Linked DNA regions of Homo sapiens: all the other regions are linked to region 3. Evidence: chromatin loops called from intact Hi-C (ENCODE). Cell type or tissue: endothelial cell of umbilical vein. All regions are shown on one strand.

What was found. Peaks named below come from ENCODE experiments on the same cell type or tissue, not always from the same donor. Only the 100,000 strongest peaks of a DNase experiment are listed, where the experiment ranks them.
Region 1: a loop joins it to region 3, with 9 times the contacts of the local background. A loop is called at or near these places in 8 of 110 quality-filtered maps.
Region 2: it touches region 3 in a loop (2.2-fold over the local background); 2 of 110 quality-filtered maps call a loop at or near these places.

Annotation. Positions count from the first base shown.
Region 1 is chr10:73,057,063-73,065,062 of GRCh38, reverse strand. The region is part of intron 5 of P4HA1 (prolyl 4-hydroxylase subunit alpha 1); the gene reads left to right. Among named protein-coding and RNA genes, the nearest start is that of P4HA1, 36 kb to the left of the region's middle. In endothelial cell of umbilical vein, no CTCF peak of the experiment used is centred here; a DNase peak (open chromatin) is centred at 3,822; H3K27ac peaks cover 367 bases.
Region 2 is chr10:72,716,017-72,724,016 of GRCh38, reverse strand. All of the region lies in intron 1 of MCU (mitochondrial calcium uniporter), which reads right to left. MIR4676 (microRNA 4676) reads right to left here and starts at 2,988; the gene lies at 2,917-2,988. In endothelial cell of umbilical vein, no CTCF peak of the experiment used is centred here; a DNase peak (open chromatin) is centred at 3,026.
Region 3 is chr10:72,831,313-72,839,312 of GRCh38, reverse strand. It overlaps MCU (mitochondrial calcium uniporter), which reads right to left. Exons shown (of 8, transcript NM_138357.3): 2 at 4,885-4,954. Among named protein-coding and RNA genes, the nearest start is that of OIT3, 58 kb to the left of the region's middle. In endothelial cell of umbilical vein, a CTCF peak has its summit at 4,893 (motif pointing right); DNase peaks (open chromatin) are centred at 4,922, 6,472 and 6,752.

The DNA.
Region 1 (8,000 bases), 230 kb before region 3:
GCTCACTCAGCTATCAGTGTACCACACTGCCTCAGAGGTGGGACATTAACTTCTAAGTGTGTGCATTTTAAACATAATTATCCCTTACAAATTAAGTTTTGATCCATTAAGTGTTCTTGTGAAGTGCAAGAATTTTTGGATTACGTGTCTCTCTCAGTTTAACGGATGATGTCTCTCTCAGTTTAACGGATGAACCATAAAAATCGATTTCTTTTTCTTTTTTGACATGGAGTCTCACTCTGTTACCCAGGCTGGAGTGCAGTGGCGCAGCTCGGCTCACTGCAACCTCTGCCTCCTGGGTTCAAGCGATTCTCTTGCCTCAGCCTCCCAAGTAGCTGGGATTACAGGTGCCCACCACCATGTCCAGCTAATTTTGTTATTTTTAGTAGAGATGAGGTTTCACCGTGTCAGCCAGGCTGGTTTTCAGCTCTTGACCTCAAGTGTTCCGTCCACCTCAGCCTCCCGAACTGCTGGAATTAAAGGCATGAGCCACTATGTCTAGCTAAAAATGTATTTCTAAATAATGTTTTTCCTATAGTGCCTATGATATTATAGTTTATTTTCTTTATTTTCTTTATTTTTTTGAGACAGGATCTCACTCTGCTATCAACCCAGGCTGGAGTGCAGTGGCACAATCACAGCTCACTACAGCCTCAACCTCCCAAGCTAAGGTGATCCTCCTACCTCAGTCTCCCAAGTAGCCAGGACTACAGGCATGTGCCACCACAAGCAGCTAATTTTTGTATTTTTTGTAGAGACAGGGTTTTGCCATGTTATCCAGGCTGGTTTCGAACTCCTGAGCTCAAGCAATCCACCCCCCCGCACCCCGCAGCCTCCCAAAGTGGTGGGGTTACAGGCAAGAGCCACTGTACCTGGCCTGATATTATAGTTTCTATTGTGACAATAAATTAAAAGACTCTTTAGTGTTAGTTTACTTTCAATTTGGTTTATTATATTCAATTTGGTATGTTCATGTCAGTCATCCATGCCTCTTCCTTTGAACCAAAGGAATTTACAACTTATTCTTGTTTCTCATCAAACTCGGTTTGCTTTTTATATGAAGCTTTTTACAGTCTTTTTCTGCCCATACCACTTTCCTTATTTCATTTTCTTCTTTGTTTTCTTGCCTACTTTTTCTTCTCATGTTCTCTACTTTGGAAACAGCCTTCCTTTTCAAATGCTGCATTACTTTTGATTTATTTTAAAATCAGATTCCCAGGCAGTCTGCCTTTAATATTGTTAATAGATCAGTAAGTAAGACAAGCAGAAATACTTTACCAAAGCAGAATAGCTAAAAATCTTCTACTATCTCTGCCATGCATGTTCAAATAATGTTGCCAGAATATCAAGTCATGTAAAAAAAATTATTGGTGCTATCTGCGTGGATTAATGGCATACTGTCATCTTATGTGTTTTGCATGTCCCTAAGAGAAACATTTATAATTGCTGCATTATGAGCTCATCTTCTCAGTTTACTAGTTCTCGTAACCGAAAAAATAATAGCATTGTCAAAATTTAATATGCATCTTTAGTTTCTGGAACTAACTCATGTTAAACTATTAAGAAGTTAGTTTCTTAGCATCTGCTGTTGTTGGACTATGTCCATCCAAAATTTAGGTGGTGAAACTTCATGGCCAGTGTGATGGTATTAAGAGGTGGGGCCTACAGGAATGGGATTTAAGGCCCTTATGAAAGAGGCTTTATGCAGCCACTAGCTCTCTTGCCCTTCAGCCTTCACCATGTGAGGACATAGCATTCTTCCCCTCTGGAGGATGCAGCAACAAGGTGCCATCTTGGAAGTGGAGAGCAGCCCTCACTAGACAATTGAACCCGCTGGTGCTTTGAATCTTGGACTACCCAGCCTCTAGAACTGTGAGAAAATAAATTTGTTTTTTTATAAATTATCCAGTCCTTGGTATTTTGTTATGGGAGCATAAATGCACTAAGATAGTATCCTTTCCTAGAGTGGAAGGCGGGATAGAGAATTATTTAAGGGAAAAACATCAAAACGTGGGTCTTCATCTTCATTTTAGGAGTATACTGATAATCAGTTACTGCCTGTAAGTGACTAATGGGGCCAGAAAAAAAAAGTGAATGGAGATGATTGTATGATTTGAATATTTGATTATATTGGGTCATGTGATCCTCCAGTGCATACACCTCCAAGCTTGGACTCTGTTTGATACTGGAATTCAACAGCTCATTGTCAGACCAGGGCATGCTTTTCTGTAGTCTGCAAATGTCTGATCACTAGCAAAACGTGCCCATAACTTTACTTCCTTTTGATTTATTTCTCATAAATGCCTTTTCTGTTAGCATCTTTTTAAAAACATATGTGACCACCATTGGATAGGTTATAGCTAAGTCCGGTTCTGGGCATTTTAGTGACTCTTTGAAGTGTATTCAATCAAAATTTATTAAAGAAACCACTGTTGTGTTTGTTTCTCTACCAGTTTTCTTTGTGATGTTATCGGACACTTAATAAATATATACAGTTTTATGTGTTTTATCAGAGAAAATGTAGGCTAGTCTGTCTTTGACCAGTAGTTTCTGGTCAAATACAATATTATACTAGTATAATATTGACTTAGTCTCAGAACTGTATATTCTGAGAGAAATGTTGTTGGAGAAGTCATATTTTCTTGTGTAGGCTTGTTGTTGTTTTTTCACATACCTGTCATTTTTTTTTTATAGTGTCAGAAAGGGAACTATGTGATTTTCTGTGTAACAGCATAAAAAGAGCCCTGTAGGACATGACTTTCTCCTTTTTCCATTATTTATAAAATTTCTTTTATTATGGAAAATATCAAATGTCACACATACACAAAAATAAAGGTAATAACATAATGAACCTATGCCATCACCAAGCTCCAGACGTTTTAAACATTTTGTCATTCTTGGTTTATCTACTCCTTCCACCCTTTCTTTCTGTCATTTTTGTTGGAGTATTTTAAGAGCAAATCCTAGACATCATGTCATTTTATCCATAAATAATTCAACATGCATATCTAACTGATCAGGTCTTTATTAAAATTTATTTTTTTGAGGCAAGATTTCACTCTATCAGCCAGGCTGGAGTGCATTGGCATGATCATAGCTCACTGCAGCCTTGAACTTTTGGACTCAAGCCATCCTGCTGCCTTAGCCTCCTGAACAGCTGGGACTATAGGTGCGTGCCACCACACCTGGCTGATTTTTAAATTTTTTGCAGAGATGTGCTATTGCTGTGTTGCCCAGTCTGGTCTTGAATTCCTGGCCTCAAGTAGGTCTTTGTAATTTATTTTTAATTTTTTTTTAGAGACAGGGTCTCACTTTATTGCTCAGGCTAGAGTGCAGTGGTACCATTATAGCTCACTGCAGCCTTGAACTCTTGGGCTCAAGTGTTCCTCCTGCCTTAGCCTCCCAAGTAGCTGGGACTATAGGTATAAGTCACCTGCGCCCAGCTGGTCTTTTTAAAAAAGTAACATAACCACTTACTATCTCCCTGCTTAACAAATCGACAGTATTTCCTTAATATAATTTAATACCCAGTCAATATTATTTCTCTGGTGATCTCAAAGTTGTTGTTTTACAGTTGTATTTTTTTAAATTATGTCTGTTAAGTCCCTTTTATTCCCTTTTCCTTTTTTTTCTTTCTCTTTATGACATTGGTTAGCTGGGGAAACCTAGTCATATGTTATGTGGAATGTTCCACATTCTGGAGTTGACTACTTTGGTGGTTAACATGTTCCTTTAATGCCTATGTTTCCTACACACTGGTTAGAGCTTGTGGCTTGATTAGATTCGAGTTAAATTTTAAAATTAACTCCATAGGTGGCGCTATGAACTTTCTTTTGAACTGCGTGAACCAACACCTAATGTCCTGTCCCACTTTTTATGATGCTGATTGATGAGTGAGGTTCAGGTGATGAGAGCCTGATCCCTCCATATAAAGTTCTCCTTAAGTTTTATCTACTGGTTTTGGCAGCCTTTGATGATCATTGCCTAGAACCACTATTTCATTAGGGGTTACAAAATGATGATTTTTTTCATTCCATTATTCCTTTTACTTTTATTAACTGGAATTCTATAAACAGGAACATCCTTCATGAACCATTTGGTTACCCTGAACTATATATAGGAAAGGCAGGGTAAGTCTATAATTAGTCTTCTTTATCAGTTTTCAGAGTAATGAGTTGGTGTCCTAACCATTTTTAGTAGTGATCTGTAATTTTCATGACATATCATGAATATGGATATTATTATTTTTTTTTTGTATTTCAGCCTATTCAGTATTACTTTGATCTCAGATTATCCCATTTTAGGCCAGTGGGGAGCATCTTTAGATAGGCTTGTTTTTTTGAATTGACTGTGTTATTATTCTTTGATAGAGAGGAAACTTCCTTGCTTTCTGGCACAGTTTTTTTTCCAGGTTTCTATTCCAGAGTAGGAACTAGGCATTTCTTCAATGAGCCTTGGCCCTTCTTTTTCCCCCCTTAAGAGATAGGTTCTTGCCATGTTGCTCAGGCTGGAGTGCAGTGGCTATTCACAGATGCGATCATGGTGCACTACAGCCTGGAACTCCTGGGCTCAAGTGATCTTCCTGCTTCAGCCTTCTGAGTAGCTGGGACTACAGGTTTTCCACTCCTTGCCTGGCAAGGCTTGATTGCTTTGAACAGGGATGACATTTAAGCAGCAGAGTCTAGCTAGGTTCTAGGGGTGATTATTGCTATATAGTTTGTCATAAACAGAGACAGGAAATATGTAAGTTCATATTGTTCAAATTGAAAACCACAGGGTTTATATTTATATCTCTTTTCTTCTGAAAATTTGGTTCCTAAGGATATTAACATGATTATTCTTTTATTCATACTATTAACTCATACTATTTTATTCATACTATTAATAACATTAAGACTACTGAATACAGGTTTTTTTGTACTTTATATCCTTAAAATATATCACTCTAGATATGATCAGTCAAAATCTTGTTTTAAAGACATCTGAGGTAATTCATTTCTCTTTGTGGCTATGCCCTTAACATGTTATACAGTTGAGTTCATTTATTTCATTTCCTCAGATTTTTAGGGATTGTCCTCGTTTTTTCTTTTGATTCATTGTTTTCATTTGTTTGTTTTAGAAACAATATCTTGTTCTGTTGCCCGGCCTGGAGTGCAGTGGCATGATCATAGCTCAGTGCAGCCTTGAACTCCTGGGCTCAAGGGATCCTCCTGTCACAGCCTCCCAAATAGTTAGGCCTACAGGCATGCAAGTACCACCATACCTGGCTATTTTTTTTTATTTTTTATTTTATTTATTTTTATTTTATTATTATTTTTTTCAGATGGAGTCTTGCTCTGTCGCCCAGGCTGGAGTGCAGTGGCGTGATCTCAGCTCACTGCAAGCTCTGCCTCCCGGGTTCACGCCATTCTCCTGTCTCAGCCTCCTGAGTAGCTGGCACTATAGGCGCCCGCCACCATGCCCGGCTAATTTTTTGTATTTTTAGTAGAGATGGGGTTTCACCATGTTAGCCAGGTTGGTCTCGATCTCCTGACCTCATGATCCACCTGCCTTGGCCTCCCAAAGTGCTGGGATTACAGGCGTGAGCCACTGCGCCCAGCCTTTTTTTTTTTTTTTTTTTTTTTTTTTTTTTTTTTTTAAATATATTGTCTCATTATTTTGCCCGGGGTTGTCTTGAACTCCCTGGCTCAGGAGATCTTCCTGCCTTGGCCTCCCGAAGTGTCAGGATTACAGGCTCTAGCCGCCATGCCCAGCCAATTTATTGTTTTTAATTATGTAAAACTTTTAAATTCTTTGACAGTCCAAACTAGACTAATAAGGTACATTAATAGAAGTCTCACTTTCATTCTTATACTTTTCAACCTATTCCCTTCCTTTTTCTATGTGACCATTTTGTTAGTTTTACTATTTCCAGTTTTTTAAAATACAAGCAAATATATATCTACTCCTATATTCTCTCAACATAAACACAAAAGATAGCGTACTGGCTGGGCGTGGTGGCTCACACCTGTAATCCCAGCACTCTGAGAGGCCAAGGTGGGTGGATCACCTGAGGTCAGGAGTTTGAGACCAGCCTGGCCAATATGGTGAAACACCATCCCTACTAAAAATACAAAAATTAGCTGAGCGTGGTGGTGGGCACCTGTAATCCCAGCTACTCAGGAGGGTGAGGCACGAGAATTTCTTGAACCCGGCGGGGCACGGAGGTTGCAGTGAGCCATCGCACCACTGCATTTTTAGCCTGGGCAACAGAGTGAGACTTCGTCTCAAAAAAAAAAAAAAAAAAAAGCATACTATAAATACTGTTATGTACTTTGGTGCTTTAATTTATTGATATACCCCAGTCATTACTTCATGTATAGAAATCCTCATTTCTTTTTATAGCTACGTGTTATTACTCTATTTTGTGGAGGTTCTACAGTTTTTTTTACTTATTGTCAGTAGAGGATGATTTATTGGGAAACTTAGAGATGGAAGCATGGTCTTGGGCAGTAGCAAGACAGGTAGATCTCTGCACCGTTAGTCCCCAGACCCATGACTTAAGTGTCATAGGGAAAGGATGTACATGCTCTGTAGGGACAAAGGCAAGCTCCAGAACAGGCAAGAATGCTATGCGTGTCATAGCCTGTAATTTTTGTGATAACATCAAGGTTGCTTTGCTCTAAAGGCAGGATTTATAGTGGGTACATGTTCCTACACTAAGGACAGCAAGTAAAGTAGAAATCAGCAGGCATTCGTGGGACTGAGGTTAATCAAAAGTGAACATGGTAGATTAGCATGCAAGATGGAGTCACTGTTGTCTTCACACCCATCAGTTTCTACTTTTTTCATCCCATTTCTTAATAACCATCTAAAGATTGCCACCCTGCTAGAGCGCGTCCCATGACCATCCCCTTTCTTTTTTCCCTTAGTTTCACCCCTATCAATGTTGTCTTTATTCACCTTTTTTTTTTTTTTTTTTTTTTTTTTTTTCTGGACGGAGTCTTGCTCTGTCACCCAGACTGGAGTGCAGTGGTGCAATCTTGGCCCACTGCAACCTCGCTTCCCGGGTTCAAGCGATTCTCGTGCCTCAGCCTCCCCAGTAGTTGGAATTACAGGCGTGTGCTACCATGCCCGGCTAATTTTTTGTATTTTTAGTAAAGACGGCCTTTCGCCATGTTGCCCAGGCTGGTCTCGATCTCCTGAGCTCAAGTAGTCCGTCTGCCTCCCAAAGTGCTCAAATTACCGGTGTGAGCCACTGTGCCCAGCCCTTTTCTTTAATTTAGACTGGCATTTATGTATACCATTTTCATTTTTCATCATTCTTTATTGTACCTCAGACTTTCCTTTTGGAATTTTCCTCCTTGAAACACATTGTTAAGAAGCCCTCAAATGTGCTTTGTTTGGCTTGGAATTCTTTGTTTCCTGAATCTGAACTTCCATGCATTTTAATTTTGGAAATTTTTCTACCATTATCTCTTTAAATACTATCTTATCTATATTCTTTCTGTTCTCTTCTTCTAGAATTCCAAGTAGACAGACTTTAGTTTTTTTGTCTTTGTGTGTGTTTTGTTTTTGTTTTTGTTTTTTTTAAGAGATGGAGTCTCGCTCCGTCGCCCAGGCTGGAGTGCAGTAGCGCCATCTTGGCTTACTGTAAGCTCTACCTCCCAGGTTCATGCCATTCTCCTGCCTCAGCTTCCCAAGTAGCTGGGACTACAAGCACCCACCACCACGCCCGGCTAATTTTTTGTATTTTTAGTAGAGACGGGGTTTCACCATGTTAGCCAGGATGATCGCGATCTCCTGACCTCATGATCTGCCTGCTTCGGCCTCCCAAAGTGCTGGGATTACAGGCGTGAGCCACCGCGCCCGGCCTTGTCTTTGTGTTTTAACTAGCATTTCATGTTTTTATCTCTCTCTACTGCATTCTGGGTAGTTTATGCCATGATAATTTATTCAGCTCTCTCTGCTGGATTTATTATTTTCTTTTTAGTTGTGTTTAATCTATTTTTTTTTTTTTT
Region 2 (8,000 bases), 120 kb after region 3:
AGACAAAAGGATGGGCTTTCCAATGACCTTAGAAGAATCTGACAGTTTGTGTTAAACGTTCTCGAAGATACCATCTGAAACAGATGGACTTTTAAAGATGTTCTGAATAACATTATTAAAATTTGTGGCTGTTACTTGTGAGTGTAAAAGAACATGGTGAGGGCGGTAACCTATTCTATCTGCAGAGCAACAAACTACAAAAGTCATCAGGTGAAAACGAGGAAAGAATGTTTACCTTTAAAATCCTCAAATGTGCTACCAAAAAATATATATATTTTGAAAAGCACGTTGCAAGCACAAATACTGATACAGCCACTCTGGAATATTATGCTGCCATTAAATGTGTATGACAAGTTTGTTAAATATTTGGTATAATGCTGAGCAAAAAAAGCAAAATATAGTTACATGGGTTTTTTTCTTCTTTGAGTCATCTTCGATGGTAAGTTATATGGTTTTATGTTGTATATAAAGATGACCTATTCTTTTATCAAAGCAAGATGAATTCCATTAAAAAATGTCTAAAAGGAAATACATAAAAATGTTAACAATGGTTGTCTCTGAGTAGCACTTTTTCTTTCTTCCATTTTTCTGTACATCTCAATTTCTATGATAAAAGATTTAGTACTTTTATCATAGAAAGAAATTTTTTAAAAATGAATGATTCTGAATATGTTAGAAAAAATAAGAATCATAGCATCATATATAGAACAGAAAACTAAGTTTATTAATTTAATCTTCGTTCTGACAAATTTGCTAATTTTTAAAAACTTAGCTGCAAAAAAAAGACTAGATAATAAACATTTTCTTTTTTTCTTTTTTTTAAGACAGAATCTCGCTCTGTCGCCCAGGCTGGAGTGCAGTGGCCCAATCTCGGCTCACTGCAAGCTCCGCCTCCTGGGTTCATGCCATTCTCCTGCCTCAGCCTCCCAAGTTGCTGGGACTACAGGCACCTGCCACCACACCCAGCTAATTTTTTGTATCTTTAGTAGAGATGGGGTTTCACCATGTTAGCCAGGATGGTCTTGATCTCCTGACCTCATGATCCACCTGCCTCAGCCTCCCAAAGTGCTGGGATTACAGGCGTGAGCCACCACACCCAGCCAAAAATAAACATTTTCTGAAGATAACAGTAATAGAATAAAGGAAATTAAGCTTTGATAAGGAAAAGGGACTTTTTCTCCCATGTCCAGTAGTCTTGAGAAAAGAAATAATGCAAATTTTATTTAAAATGTCACCCAAGAAAGTAACAAAAGGCCTCATAAAAAAGAAACAGATTTTGTCTCTATTTCTTAATCATCTAACAGGAAGAAGTAGCAACTTTCAGTGCAAGCTACTCTCTTCTTTGACTTATAAATCAAACTCCCCCCAAAAATGGGTTGTCAAAGTTACCCCTGAAAAATTAATTTTTAAAAAGTAACTATAGCTATCATGTTTTCAACTCTGGTTACACTAGAATTTTGCTTGTAAAAATAGTTGCATGTTAAAAAAAAAAAAAGAAAGAAAGAAAAAAGTGCCAATAACTACAACTCAATCTTGTTACCTCACTGTAATATTAGCTATGCCTAGACTAAGTCAAGCGGGAGGTTAAAGTTCCTTAATAAAACAGAAAAGAAAAAGAAACAGCTGAGGTTAAGGGGAAAAGGTGGCATCTAGTTCATAAGAAGTCATGTACCTTTTTTTTTTTTTTTTTTTTTTTTTTTGAGATGGAGTTTCACTCTTGTTGCCCAGGCTGGAGTGCAAAGGTGCAATCTCCGCTCACTGCAATCTCTGCCTCCCGGGTTCAAGTGATTCTCCTGCCTCAGCCTCCCAAGTAGCTGGGATTTAAGTGCCCACAGCTTTTTCTAATTATAATAAACAGTATGTTATACTAATCTACACGTTAATATTTATACCAAGAATTCCCTATAAACCCAATTTATCTTCAAATAAAGTGTATAAATTCCATTGTTTCATAACTTAGCACAGATCTTCAAACCCACAATGATGTTACTGTGAGAACAATATACTATCAAATGTACACTTAACCATAAATATTGTTGCATTCCCCATAAGGAGCCTAAGTGGATAGTAATTCAAGTTGCAATTACCAATAAGAGGCCCAAACTGATTTGTTTATATGTATCACAGATATTTTCGTTTCAAACAAAATGAAATGCTTCTTTTTAAGTCTCAACAGCAAATATAACCATTATGCCCACCCACAGATGACATTGCCTAGAAATAGCAGTAATGCATCACTACAGCAAGGCACTAGATGACTACAAAAACACTGTAGTGTATATTAAAATCATCTCAGAACAACCAATAAAATAAAATTTTCATGCAAGGAGATCATGGAAGACCTTACTGAGAATATAATATTTCAGCAGAGACTCAAGAGGGAAAAGAAATAAGAAAACCTGTATATATTCAGGAGAAAAGCATTCTAATGATAGAAAACTGCAGTGCAAAAATCCTATGAGGTAGGTGCATGTTCAGCATGTTTGAGGAATAGCAAGGAGGTCAGTATCACAAAATGGAGTGGGCAAGAGGGAAAGTGGCAGCAGATGGGAGTCAGACGGGGAGCCAAATGTTCAACAGTGATGTGCTGAAGCCGATATTGACTGGGGAGCAGATTGCTGTACATTCTAGAACTTTGAATCAGCCAGAGTGGGAGTAATTATACCAGTAAAACAGGCAAATGCTACAAATCAGAACCTTTTCCCCCTCCAGAGAGCCAGTTTATTGTCACTACCTGTAGGCCCCTTGAAGAACTTTGTCTTTTACTGAGTGAGATCAGAAGCTACTGAATAAGTCTCCTTCTGCCTGATGTCATCATTCCCACTGCTGAATTACGACCAGAGGTAAGAAAGAACAAAAGCAGGGAGACTAATTAGAAAGCTGTTAATATAATCTAGGTGAGATACATTGTTAGCATGAACCAAAGAGCCAGTGGTGAAACAGTGAGAAGTAATCAACTCACTGTCTCACCACTGGCTCTTTCATTCAGGCTCTGGATATAAAGAACTATTCTTACTTGGATCAGTATGTAGCAACAATTACTAAGCTTCCTGTCTAGAAATCAGTATCTAACTCTAACCTAAACATGTCATTCCTGGTTCTGAATTAAGACTGTTAGTTGGATGTATAAAGTACTTCAAGAAGCTCAAATAACCAGGAGTCTTAGATGCACGTTACATATCTTCAGCTATTAAGGGTTCTATTATCATTTCAATTGATCAACATATACATTTGTTGAACATCTATTATAAGACACTGCAGAGAATACAAGTAAAATCTGTAATCCAAGCCCTTTCCTCAAGGAGGTTACAATCTGAAGTTTAAACTAAAGCATCCGTATATAAAAAGATAGATTCAACACAATGGAAGTATAAAATGTGTGGCAGGGCTAAGGAGTATTCTATAAATTGGAAAGGAGAAGGAAGAAGTCACTGAACAGATAGGACTTGAGCTGTGCCTTGAAGGATGGATAGAGTGAGATGATGAGAAAGGAACAAACGGAACAAGTCAGGGCCTAATAGTCAGTGGATCTGCAAAGTGAAAGGGCTAAGAAAAAGGTGGGAATGCACTTGGTGATTAAGGAGTAATCTATTCATGGCATTCAGGAGCATGGGGAGACAGAGGTTACAACTGGGAAGTATGCAGACATATACCTGAATTCCTAATTCCATCACTTACTAGCTTGAGCAAGTTACATAGAACCTTCCTGTCTTTATTTCTTCAGCAGTAGAAATTATAGTACCTACTTTATAGGACTGGTGCACAGAATAAATGAAATAAAATCATGTATGTATGGCATGTCACACAACCTGAAAGTTAGTAAGCAGTCACTGGTTATCAGAAACATTATTGGCCAGGCACAGTGACTCATGCCTGTAATCCCAGGCCATAGTGGAAGGATTGCTTGAGGCTAGGAGTGCAAGACCAGCTGGGCAACCTAGTGAGACCTTGTCTCTCCAAAAAAAAAAATTTAATTAGATGGGCGTAGTATTTTGCACCTGTAATCAGTCCCAGTTACTCAGGAGGCTGAAGTGGGAGGGTCACTTGAGGCCAGGAGCTCAAGACCAGCCTGTGCCACACGGCAAGACTCCCATCTCAATCAATCAACTAATCAATCAATAAAAATGATTGGGAAGTGGCAATGGTTAATGGGCACAAAATAATTAAAAGAATGAATAAGACCTAGAATTGTATAGCACAACAGGGTGACTATAGCCAATAATAATTTAATTGTATATTTTAAAATAACTAAGAGAATATAATTGTATGTTTGTAATATAAAGGATAAATGCCTGAGGTGATTTATCCTCAAGTCACTGGAAAAACCAAAAGTGACAATAAGAAAAATCACAAAAAGAGCTCTGTTTGGGAAGAAAATTCTACATTCTGGTTATGTTAAGTGATACCTTAAAGCCAAAAGAACATGTAAAATACACACACAACCAAGACTACAGCTCACTTGCTGATGTAACAATCAGTGGGAAGGAACACATACCAGCACTCGTAAACACATGAATATTCCAAATGCACAACTATTTGACCGATCATTCTTTACTGTACTAAAAGAATACCTGAACGTTTTGACTTGGTGAATCAAAACAGACCAAAAGGAAAAGATGTCCTTCTTTGGGGCATCTCAAAAACCTGGTTACAATAACAACAGATTATTAACATCAGCTACTTTATTCTTCTTATAATACAAATAAGACTAAGACTGTAACAGCTCCAGTAACATAATGGTACCTTGATAATCCTATAATTCTGACAGCATATATTCTAAGATAAAAGGTTCATTTGCTCAACTGGTTCTCTACATATCCTTTAAATGTTAACAGTGAAATGCTGTGTGTTTTCCAGAATTGCTAATACTTTTAATACTTTTTGTATATACTTTCTGAATAACATGTAAATGAAAAAGTATAAACTTGATAATTTTTTCACAAAATGAACCCACCCATGTAACCAATGCCTAAACCAAGAGACAGAACATTACTAGCACCCCAGGAGCCCCCTTCATACCCTCTGTCAAACACTTTCCCCAAACCCCCAACAAAGGTGATCAGTCTCCTGACTTCTGACACTATTGATTAGTTTTACCTGCTTTTGAATTCATATAAATGGAATCATACACTGTTAGTGTCTGGCTTCTTTTGTTCATCATATTATTTGTGAGAACCATGCATTTTTATATGTAGTTGTAACCTGTTCATTCTGATCACTGTTCAATACTCATTATGTGGTTATGTCACAAATTATATACTTATTCTACTGTTGATGGGCACTTGGAAAATTCCAGTTTGGACTATCAGTCCTGCCATGAACATTTTTGTCCAGGTCTTTTGGTGAATATAGATAGACACATAATTCTGTTTTGTATAAACCTAGAAATGGAACTCCTGAGTCATAGGGCATGCATGTGTTCAACTTTTGTAAATAACTAATGAACTTTTAAGGAATAAATATTTTTAAATCTTCATAGGGAAATATGAATGATTAATAGATTCATCAGAAGGTATGGACTCCAAAACTACTTTCAGCGGGAAAAAACTTATTGACGTAGGATAGTTGATCCACATCATTCCCAAAGGAGGCAATTTACTTTAGAATATTTTCACCAGCAATTTAGCATATGATACTTAATGACAGAAGTAACCAAATCCATCTTGTCCTTTCTGAAATTGATGATGCTAAAATTTAGAAACAATTGAAGAGCCATTACTATCAATAAGATAAAGTAACAATTTTTTTTCCCAACACCTAACAGGAGAATATAAACATTACAAGTCCAAACTTTGCCTGTTGTACTCATTTAAATAGACTCTTGGAAATTGAAAGGGACTTCAGAACTAGCCTAACCTTCAGGTGATCATATAAATGTCTCCTATTTCAACGAACATGCTAATAAAAATTCCTTTAATCCAAGAACAGAAAAAGAACACTAGGCAAAAACTAAGGGAATCTGAATACAGTATGGACTTTAGTTAATAATAATGTATCAAGATTGGTTTGTTAATTGTAACAAATGTACCAAAGTAATGTAAAATGTTAATAATAGAAGAAGGTGAGGGATATATGGGGATTCTGTGTAAGATCTTTGCCATTTTTTTGTAAATCTAAAACTGTTCAAAAATAAAATTTATTTTTAAAAGTCCAATTAAAACTCTGCAACATAATCTACAGATTGTAATACACCTGCTAAACTCCTTTCAAAACGCAATCCAGATGCACTTTTAAAGCTGTTAGACACACATACCCACACACACATACACAAATATACTTTCTATCTATGGTCTTAGATACATAGATATATGAGGAAAGCATTCTATCTATGCCAATTTTAGTTTTGCTCCTAGCTTCAAAATTATGAACAAGGCTCTAACTTCTTTTTTTATTCCATCTAAGCCAACCTTTCTGAGTATATACTATAAGCACTTAGTGACTCATTAAGAAGCAATCCCGGCTGGGCACAGTGGCTCACACCTGTAATCCCAGCACTTTGGGAGGCTGAAGCGGGTGGATCACCTGAGGTCAGGAGTTTGAGACCAGCCTGGCCAACATGGTGAAAGCCCGTCTCTACTAAAAGTACAAAAATTAAGCGGGCGTGGTGGCGGGCGCCTATAACCCAGCTACTTAGGAGGCTGAGGTAGGAGAATTGCTTGAACTCGGGAGGTAGAGGTTGCAGTGAGCCGAGATCGTGCCACTGCACTCCAGCCTGCGCGACAGAGCGAGACTGTATCTCCAAAAAAAAAAAAAGAAGCAATCCCCTAGTTATCTTCAAACAATAAAAGCATCCAAACTCCAATTAAGACCGATACTCTTAACAACCATATCTTTGTGGTTTAAATCATTGAGTCTTTGCTTTTACTTCAGGGGCAAAAAAAAAAAAAAAGAGAGAGAGAGAGAAAGGAAATAGACTGTGCACCTTTCAAATAGTAGGGAAAACAAGCATCGCCTAATATGTTGTGAGACCTAGCAAAAGGAACCCTAGGAAAGGAGGCAGGAGACCTACCCTCTGATTTCAGTAGTAGAACACTGATTTGCTCTGTGATCCTTGAATAACTCTGGTCCTCAATTTCCATTACCCTGACTGGTATTTTAACTGTAATAATTCTTCCATGAATCTGGAAGTCCTTTCTTTCTTTAAGAAACAGGGTCTTGCTCTGTCATCCAGGCTGGAGTACAATGGCGTGATCACAGCTCACTGCAGCCTCAAATTTCCTGGGCTCAAGCGATCCTTTCACCTCAGCCTCCCGAGTAGCCATAACTACAGGGGCATGCCCAACTAATTTTTTTTTTTTTTTAATGGGGCCTCACTATATTGCCCAAGCTGGTTAGGCACTCCTGGCCTCCAGCGATCCTCACACCTCGGCCTCCCAAAGTGTTCAGATTACATGTGTGAGCTACCACGCCCAGCCTATAAAACCTTTAGAGAATCCAATAATAGTAATAACATCCTACCACTGAATGAACGCCTACACCCAGTGAGAAAGCAAAAAAGAGAAAGAGAAATGAGAGTCAGTGTGAAAGACAGAGAATAAATGAATGAAAGAAAAGAAAAGATAAAGAAGCTGGACTGCCATTACAGCTTTCCATTTCAGTAACCTTGTATTAGTAATCAATCATACCACTATGCATATTGCAAATATTTACTTGCTAGTCAGCATTATGACACAGGTCTTGACTTTCCTGGTTTTCTCTTTAGAAGCCTATTTGAAAACAACTGTGGTTCTGGCAAGTTTATTTCTAAATACAATTTGAAGTTTAGTTTGCCTATAGTAGGAGTTGGCAAACTTTTTCTTAAAGGGCTAAATAATAAATAGTTTAGGCTTTATGGACCATATAGTCTCTGTTGTAACAACTAAACTCTGTCCTTATAGTGCCAGGGCAACCACAGACAATCTGTAAACAAATGGATATGTCTGTATTGTAGTAAAACTTTGTTTACAAAATCAAGCAACCATTTATGCTACAGTTTGTCAACGCCTGTTCTACAGTAACAG
Region 3 (8,000 bases):
GCGGTCCAAAGATGGATTGTTGTGGCCAGCCACAGTGGCTCACCCCTGTAATCCCAGCACTTTGTGAGACTGAGGTGGGTGGATCACCTGAGGTCAGGAGTTCGAGACCAGCGTGGCCAACATGGTGAAACCCCCTCTCTACTAAAAATACAAAAATCAGTCGGGCGTGATGGTGCGTGCTTGTAATCCCAGCTGCTAGGGAGGCTGAGGCACGAGAATTGCTTGAACCCAGGAGGCAGAGGTTGCAGTGAGCCAAGACCGCACCACTGCACTCCAGCCTGGGTGATGGAGCGGGACTCCGTCTCAAAAAAAAAAAAAATAGATGATTTGTTGTGACAGATGTACAATGATGGGTAAATTTTATGGTATGTGAAATATAGCTCAGTAAAGCTTCTTTAAAAAGTAGCAGGACAGAAAACAAACAAAAAAAGCTGGAGCATGTATCTGGTTCCCAAAACCATGCACAGACCTTAGGTTTCGAATTTATATATTATCTATTACTTGGGTTGACTAAACAGATGATTGTTTATTAATTAAACAGGAATTTTCAGATACTTTCATTATTAAAATTATTTGCCCGCAAACAATTTTTGTAGGGAAATCTTGTATCTTTTGTTAAGTACAAGATAAACATAACAACTCTCTAGCAATTCTCTCTCACTCTTTTTTTTTGTGTGTGTGAGACAAGGTCTGACTCTGTCGTTCAGGAGGGAGCAGTGAGCAGTCAAAGCTCACTGTCGCCTTGACTTCCCACCTCATTGCAGCCTTGACCTCCTTGGGCTCAAGCAATCCTCCCACCTTAGCCTCCCAAGTAGCTGGGACAACAGGCACATGCCACCACGCCCAGCTAATTTTTGTATTTTTTAGTAGAGATGAGGTCTATGTTGCCCAGGCTGGTCTTGAACTCCTGAGCTCAAGAGATCCTCCTGCCTTGGCCTCCCAAAGTGCTGGGTTTACAGGCATGAGCCACCATGCCTGGCCCTAGCAATTCTTAATACAAGGCAAATTGAGTAGGATTACATTTCTGGATAAAAAAATAAAAGCAGCTAGATAAGGCTATTTTTCTTGTTCTTTCTCTAGTTCACCTTTCACACTTTCCCAATAGCTAGAGTGAAGATAGGTCCTGGTCTACACTATTAAAAAGTATTTGGCAGCCGGGCGCGGTGGCTCACACCTGTAATCCCAACACTTTGGTAGGCTGAGGCGGGTGGATCACAAGGTCAAGAGATCGAGACCATCCTGGCCAACACAGTGAAACCCCGTCTCTACTAAATATACAAAAAAAAAAATTAGCCAGGCGTGGTAGTGAGCGCCTGTAGTCCCAGCTACTCGGGAGGCTGAGGCAGGAGAATCACTTGAACCCGGGAGGCGGAAGTTGCAGTGAGCCGAGATTGCGCCACTGCACTCCAGCCTGGCGACAGAGTGAGACTCGGTCTCAAAAAAAAAAAAAAAAAAACCAGTATTGGGCATCTCCTTTCACTCTCAAAAGTGTTCTGAGTTGGATGATAAATTATACAAACTGTCTACAGCAGAATTATCCACATCCTTAACTTCCACTAACATGAAGGGAAACCCCTGGAGGCTTTAAAGACTTCAAGTAAGTATAAACCATATAACCATAAAAATTTTACTATCAGTCATTTTACAGTTGAGGATCTGGGGCACAGAGAAATTAAAATGAGAAGTCTAAGACCACGTGTTTTAGATTTGAGGTCTTTAGCACTACCACAACCACTCCTTACAGAATAAGTACTGTTTCTACATTTTTCTGTTGGAGGTGTTAACTATTACTATCTACATTTCACGAATGAGGAAACAGGCTTTGACTTATTACTTACCGGGGGTTATAAGGAGGTTAAGTGGTAGAACTGGGATATAAACCTAGGTCTGCTTGTCTCCAAAGCTTACACTCTAAACATTTAAGCAGATTGCCTCTCATGAAAGCAAACATGGGTGTGAGTATGAGTATGTGTTTGTTCCATGGTTTGGTCTAGGGGAATCTGTATCACTATAAAATTGTATGCAAAATTTCCTATGTTTATATAAATTCTTCTAGAGAAAGGGTCTAGAACTTTCAATAGATTCTCATAAGTATTTACGATACCAAAAAAAAAAAAATCTAGAACCTGTTAGATTGCTTTGTTAGAGAGGTAAGCATTTAAGATAATCTACATATTTTATTATCAGCTGTTACCGTCATAACCAGATTCGTCAACTAACATAATTAACAAGCAATTACTGAAAAGCAGTATATATAGGTATATTTACTAAGCATATAATACCATAATTATAGGATATGATATTTTAGACCTTATACTTCTAAAAACTGAGGGTCAAGCCCTCATTTAATACTGAAGATGACCAACAGTCACAACAAAGAGCAGGGAGTGATGGTAGAAATTTCTGTTACTGGTGACCAAACTCTACTTATTGGAGTAGCTGTGGATTAAGCAGTTTTCTCACATGCTATACTGACCTAAGGTGAAATTAACTTAGAAGTACAAAATTAGAAAGATATATAATAAGGACATCAAGCTACATTAAATCAAATAATTTTGTGCTTTTATTTCTTGATAACTAATATGAATTAGTTTTCTTAAGAAGGATAGTGTTGGTAGGAATTTGGGGAGACACTCTTTTTTTTCTTAAGTTGGTATCTTTTTAGCTTTTGTAAAAATAATATTGCCTTCAAACCCTCATAATGGCAACCTATCAGCATTTATGTCCTCTGATAACATCTGGCCTAACTGTACCATTGTTAAATTACTGAAATATCTCCATATGGATAGAATATAGGTATACATAACTGTACCATTGTTAAATTACTGAAATATCTCCATATGGATAGAATATAGGTATACATAACACAGCCTATATATAGATATATATAACAGGATAATAGTAACGGTAATAAGTAGCAAAATTAGTATCAATTCCAATATGAATTCATTAGTTCAAGTTAATTGCCACTAAATATCATAACCACCAATGGGACTTGACCTTCCAGCTGTAGTATAACATGTGACTTGGTTGATATTCTTTATGAATATATATTGATATATGTGGATATTGAATATATGACAATTTCAAACACTATCATAAATACTAGAAATTTTTGAATGAAATAGTTCAGCAAAACTGAGTGGATTCAGCAATGTAAACTTTTTTTTTTTTAACAGTGAAATTCTTTTTATTCAAACTATCTAATGATGGCACCCTGCAGTGGTAATGGAGTAAGTCAGAACCTGGGAGTGGTGCTGGCACAGATGTGGACAGTCACCATTTGGCTATTTAATGGACCAAGCAGTGTCAAGAGGAAGAGAGATACCCACCCACTGCATTGAAGGAGCTTAAGGAGGGAAAGGAATATGTAGCATAGCCAGGTGGCATTATGGTCCTCTGGCTCTTGGCCACGTAGAAAGTACTGTTATCTGGGTACATACTGACTCTTGACTGGGGGCAACACAGCTACCTTTCTGGCCACAACACAGTGCTAAGTGCTGCTTTTTAACTTATACATTAATTGGTACTAATTTTTAGTTTTTTGTCTTTAAGAGACTGGAAACAGAGAGCCAGCTAATATTTTCCTTATTTTGATTTTGGTCTATTTTCCCCTTTTTAACCTTTCCATATTACAAATGAGTAATCACAATGGATTTTTCTTCCAAATTTAGAAGATTTGGCAAATATGAGCACACTGTCTATAAATTCACGTAACAGCTTTGGGAGGTGATTCTGATAACACTGCAAATATTATACTGACTAAATGTTGGGGATTCTAGTGTTCTCATGATTCATTTTCTGGGCTTCTTTAGTTTTAGGCACCCTTGTAAATTTGCAGGATGCTCTTTCAGTGGTTGTTATGCTTACGAATTAATGTTTCTAAGGTTGAAATCAGAGCTCTATCAAACTAAACTTTATACAGAGGAAACATATCTAACAGTCAACCCCTAAACTAAGCAACCTAAACTGTAAATGCACAATACCGGGTAAGAGAAATGACAATAAGAGTTGTAAACACATCTCCCTCCACTACCATAAAAACAACAAAGGTTTGGATCCTGTCGCCAGTTTATAGCATCATAGACATTTACGAAGGATTGCATTGGTCTCCAAGCATCTGTTTATCCCTTCCCACATCAAAGAAGAGTATTGCAGTCCTATGCCTAAGTAGGGAAAAAGATAAGCAAGAGCAGGAGGTCTCAGACTTTGAGTTCCTTCTGTCTAGGCTCTGATACAACAAGAGGCTGGAGTGTTTGATCATTATCCATAATGTGAAGACCCAATGGTTAGAAAACACCAAAGATGGTGCTTCTGTGATCTTCACATTAACTATGTCCCTAGTTTTAACAGATAAATGAGGCTGGGCACAGTGGCTCATGCCTATAATCCCAGCACTTTGGGAGGCCGAGGTGGGCGGATCACGTGGGTTCGAGACTAGTCTGGCCAACATGGTGAAACCCTGTCTCTACAAAAAATACAAAAATTAGTTGGGCATGGTGGTGCTCGCCTGGTCCCAGCTGCTTGGGAGGCTGAGGCAGGAGAATTGCTTGAATCCAGGAGGCAGAGGCTGCACTAAGCTGAGATCGCGCCACTGCACTCCACCTGGGCGACAGACCAAGGCTCCATCTCAAAAATAAAAGATAAATGATCATTTAACCTATAAAGTCTTAATGGAACTTAGTGTTTCTTCTTGGTTTCTTCTCTAAACTCACTAGATTCTCATCCAAATTTTATTTTCCTTCTCCTCCTTTCTCTCTCTGACCCCTAAGCCCACCTTAACTGAAAGAGTATGGTTTATAAATTTTTGTGTCAGAGAATAGGAAACACTGAGCTAAGAAGGAAATAATATTAGACATAAAAGGTGGATTTGCTGAAACTCACCATCAGAGGGCACAACAGTGCTGCAATAAACAGCTCCCAAATTCTGCCAGGAAGCGATCCTCTGGTGTACCTAGAAAACACAAAAGATACATCTACTGTCAGAATGGAACAACAAACATATACTTATGTGTGTGTATATAATAAATATATACATATGATTACTTAAGTAATATGCATGCTTTGTAGAAAACTTTAAAAATACAGATAAAAGAAAATAAAAGTCTTTCAAACTCCTATCATCCTGAAATAATAGTGGTGAACATTTTGGTATGTTTTCAAGATTTATGCAAACACATTTACATATACAAACACAAGTATACATGTTACATTAAACAAAATTAGAATTATACAAATCATGTTTTATGTACTTTTAAAAACATTTAATATTGATTCTAGGTGCTACCAGGCCTCAAGTAAACTTTCTGGCTTTTTCTTCCTCCGGTTACCTTTCAGATCTGCGTCTCCTTCCTATCTCTTACCAGGTATGAGAGTTATTAAGTAGCTGTATCAAGAATTTACTATTATTGAGTAGGCATCTGGTCTTTATGTTCACTCTCCTTTTTAAAAAACCTGGAGAGGCAACCTCACTAGTTGAGTCCTTAATCACGACCGCTTCAGAGTGTTAGAAAAAATCACTCACACTCACATCCACCTCTACTACTTCCTCGAAGAGCAATCACTGTGGATGTGGATCTGGGACTCAGGTTCTCATAACTAAACCATGTTTCAGAATGAATACTGAATACATTTCTCACTTGCCAAATGCTTAATTTATTCCTTTGTATCTTTTACTTTCCCAACCCCAAAAAGTATCAAAGGAAGAGGAAGGGCAGGCATTAACTGAACAAAATCCAATATACCAGCTTCAGGCCTGACATATTCCATTCCATCAGCACAAAGAAAAATCATTTAGTATCTACTAAGCTGTATTAAGGTGTGCATTGTCACAGAGTCCTAAATGATTTTTCTTTGTGCTGATGGACTTTGTATGACTATCATTAATTTCCATCTCGTTTCAACTTAAAAGAGCATGCAGAAATGTAAGACTGACATTTATAAACAATTTAAATAAATAATTTAAAAATTACTTGAGACTTGGCTCACAGCTAGTTTCGTTTTAAATCTTTGATTCATTAGGAATTACTTCTAGTCAAAGTTACTAAGTAGAAATCTAACTAATTTCCCTCTAATGACAACATAGCTGTCCCATACAGTGAATAATACATCTTTTCCTTTCTTATTTGAAATGCTATCTTTATAATTTTCCAAATAATTACATGAATTTGGATCTACTTCTGAAATTCTATTCTGTTCATGCTCTAGTAGCCACATTGTTTTAACTAACATTCTAGTCTTATTTCAGTATCTGGTAGGGCTAGTTTTCCCTTATTACTTTTCTTTAAGACAACTCCCAGCTATTCTTGTTTATTTGTTTCTCCACATGAACTTCAGAGTCAGTTTATCTAGACACACACACACACACACACACACACATAGCTATTGGTTTCAAAAAACAGTATCATGTAGTGGTTAAAAGCACAGAATCTGAAATAATCTTGCCTGAGTTCATTTTGTGGTTCAGTAACTTTAACTGCAACTCTTGGGCAAGTTATTACCTTCTTTGTGCCTTGGTTTCTTCACTGAAAAATGGGCAAAAAGTGGTACTAACATCACCCATATAAAGTAGTTGTGAGGACTAAATGAGTAATACATGTAAAGTCCTTAGAACATGCCTGGCATAGAGTAAATTCTCAATAAATATTAGCTATGTTTTGTTTTGAGGTATTAACTTCATGGGTTAAAAAAGGATTTTGATTTTTTCCAAAGAATCTTGTTAAGTCTTTCCATTTAAGTCTCTGTTTGTATTTCTGAGAAGCACTTTGAAGTTGTTTTCATGCAGATCCTGTAGGCTCTTTTTTCCTCATGTAATGGTTTTTGGACTAAGTCTTGTCCAATATTAGGAACACAATCCCTGCACGTTTGAGTTTGCATATGCCTGTTACATCTTTGTGTGTTCTTTAATTTTGTTATCCTTTCTGAGTTTCTTTGCTTTCATTTTCTTAGTAATCTGATCTGGGAATGTTTTAATAGGAGAATTAGCCTACATACTTTAATTAATATAACATACATACGTAATCTCTTATCAGTTATGAAATTTTATGCTATGCTTTCTAAAGTAAAAATACTTTACTAGTGACTAGGCATGGTAGTTCACGCCGGTAATCACAGCACTTTGGGAGGCTGAGTGAGAGGACTGCTTGAGCCCAGGAGTTAGAAGAGGCTGCAGTGATCTATGATCGTGCCGTTGCACTCCAGCCTGGGCAACAGAGTGAGACCTCATCTCTTAAAAAACATTAAAATAAAATTACTCAAAGATTTGTGCTTGCTTTGTTTTAGTTATATATATATTCCTTAAGAAAGGCTTACTTTTTTGTTCTAGTAGTTACTTCAGAGTAAAAGTCAAAGTTCTTTTAACGGCCTTTGAAAGTCTAATATTCTCTGATATCCCATTATCTCTGACTTCATCGCTTACCACTCTCCCTCCTACATTACTGTGCTTTACCCCTTTAGACTCTTCCCTGTTTCTTGAACTCAGCTACATTTTTGCTTCAGGGCCTTTGCAATAGCGATTACCTTTGCTTAGAATACTGTTTCTCTAGATAACTACATGGCTCCCTCAGTTCCTTCAAATATTTGCTCTACTCATCCACTTCAAAAAAAGCAATCTCATCAATGGGTACTCCGAATCCTTTTATGCTGTATTTTCCCCCCATACATTTAACACCTCTTAACAAATTATTTACTTATTTTTGTCTCCTCCAACCCACGAAGCAAAAATTTTCATCTGTTTTGGTCACTGACAGTGCTTGACAAATAACAAGTCCTCATCAAATACATGTTAGGCAAAAAACAAAACAAAACAAAACAAAAACCAACCCTATATTTTATAGTTTATGTTATAACTATAATTTTATATAAAATATACTGTAACATATAAAAATCCTATCTCTATCGTCAGCAATGATTAATACAGCTATGTTTCTTTTTTCTTTCCCTCTACCATTCGGTTTCGTTTATTAGATTATTTCTCTTAGCATTTACCTTTCGCTCTAACC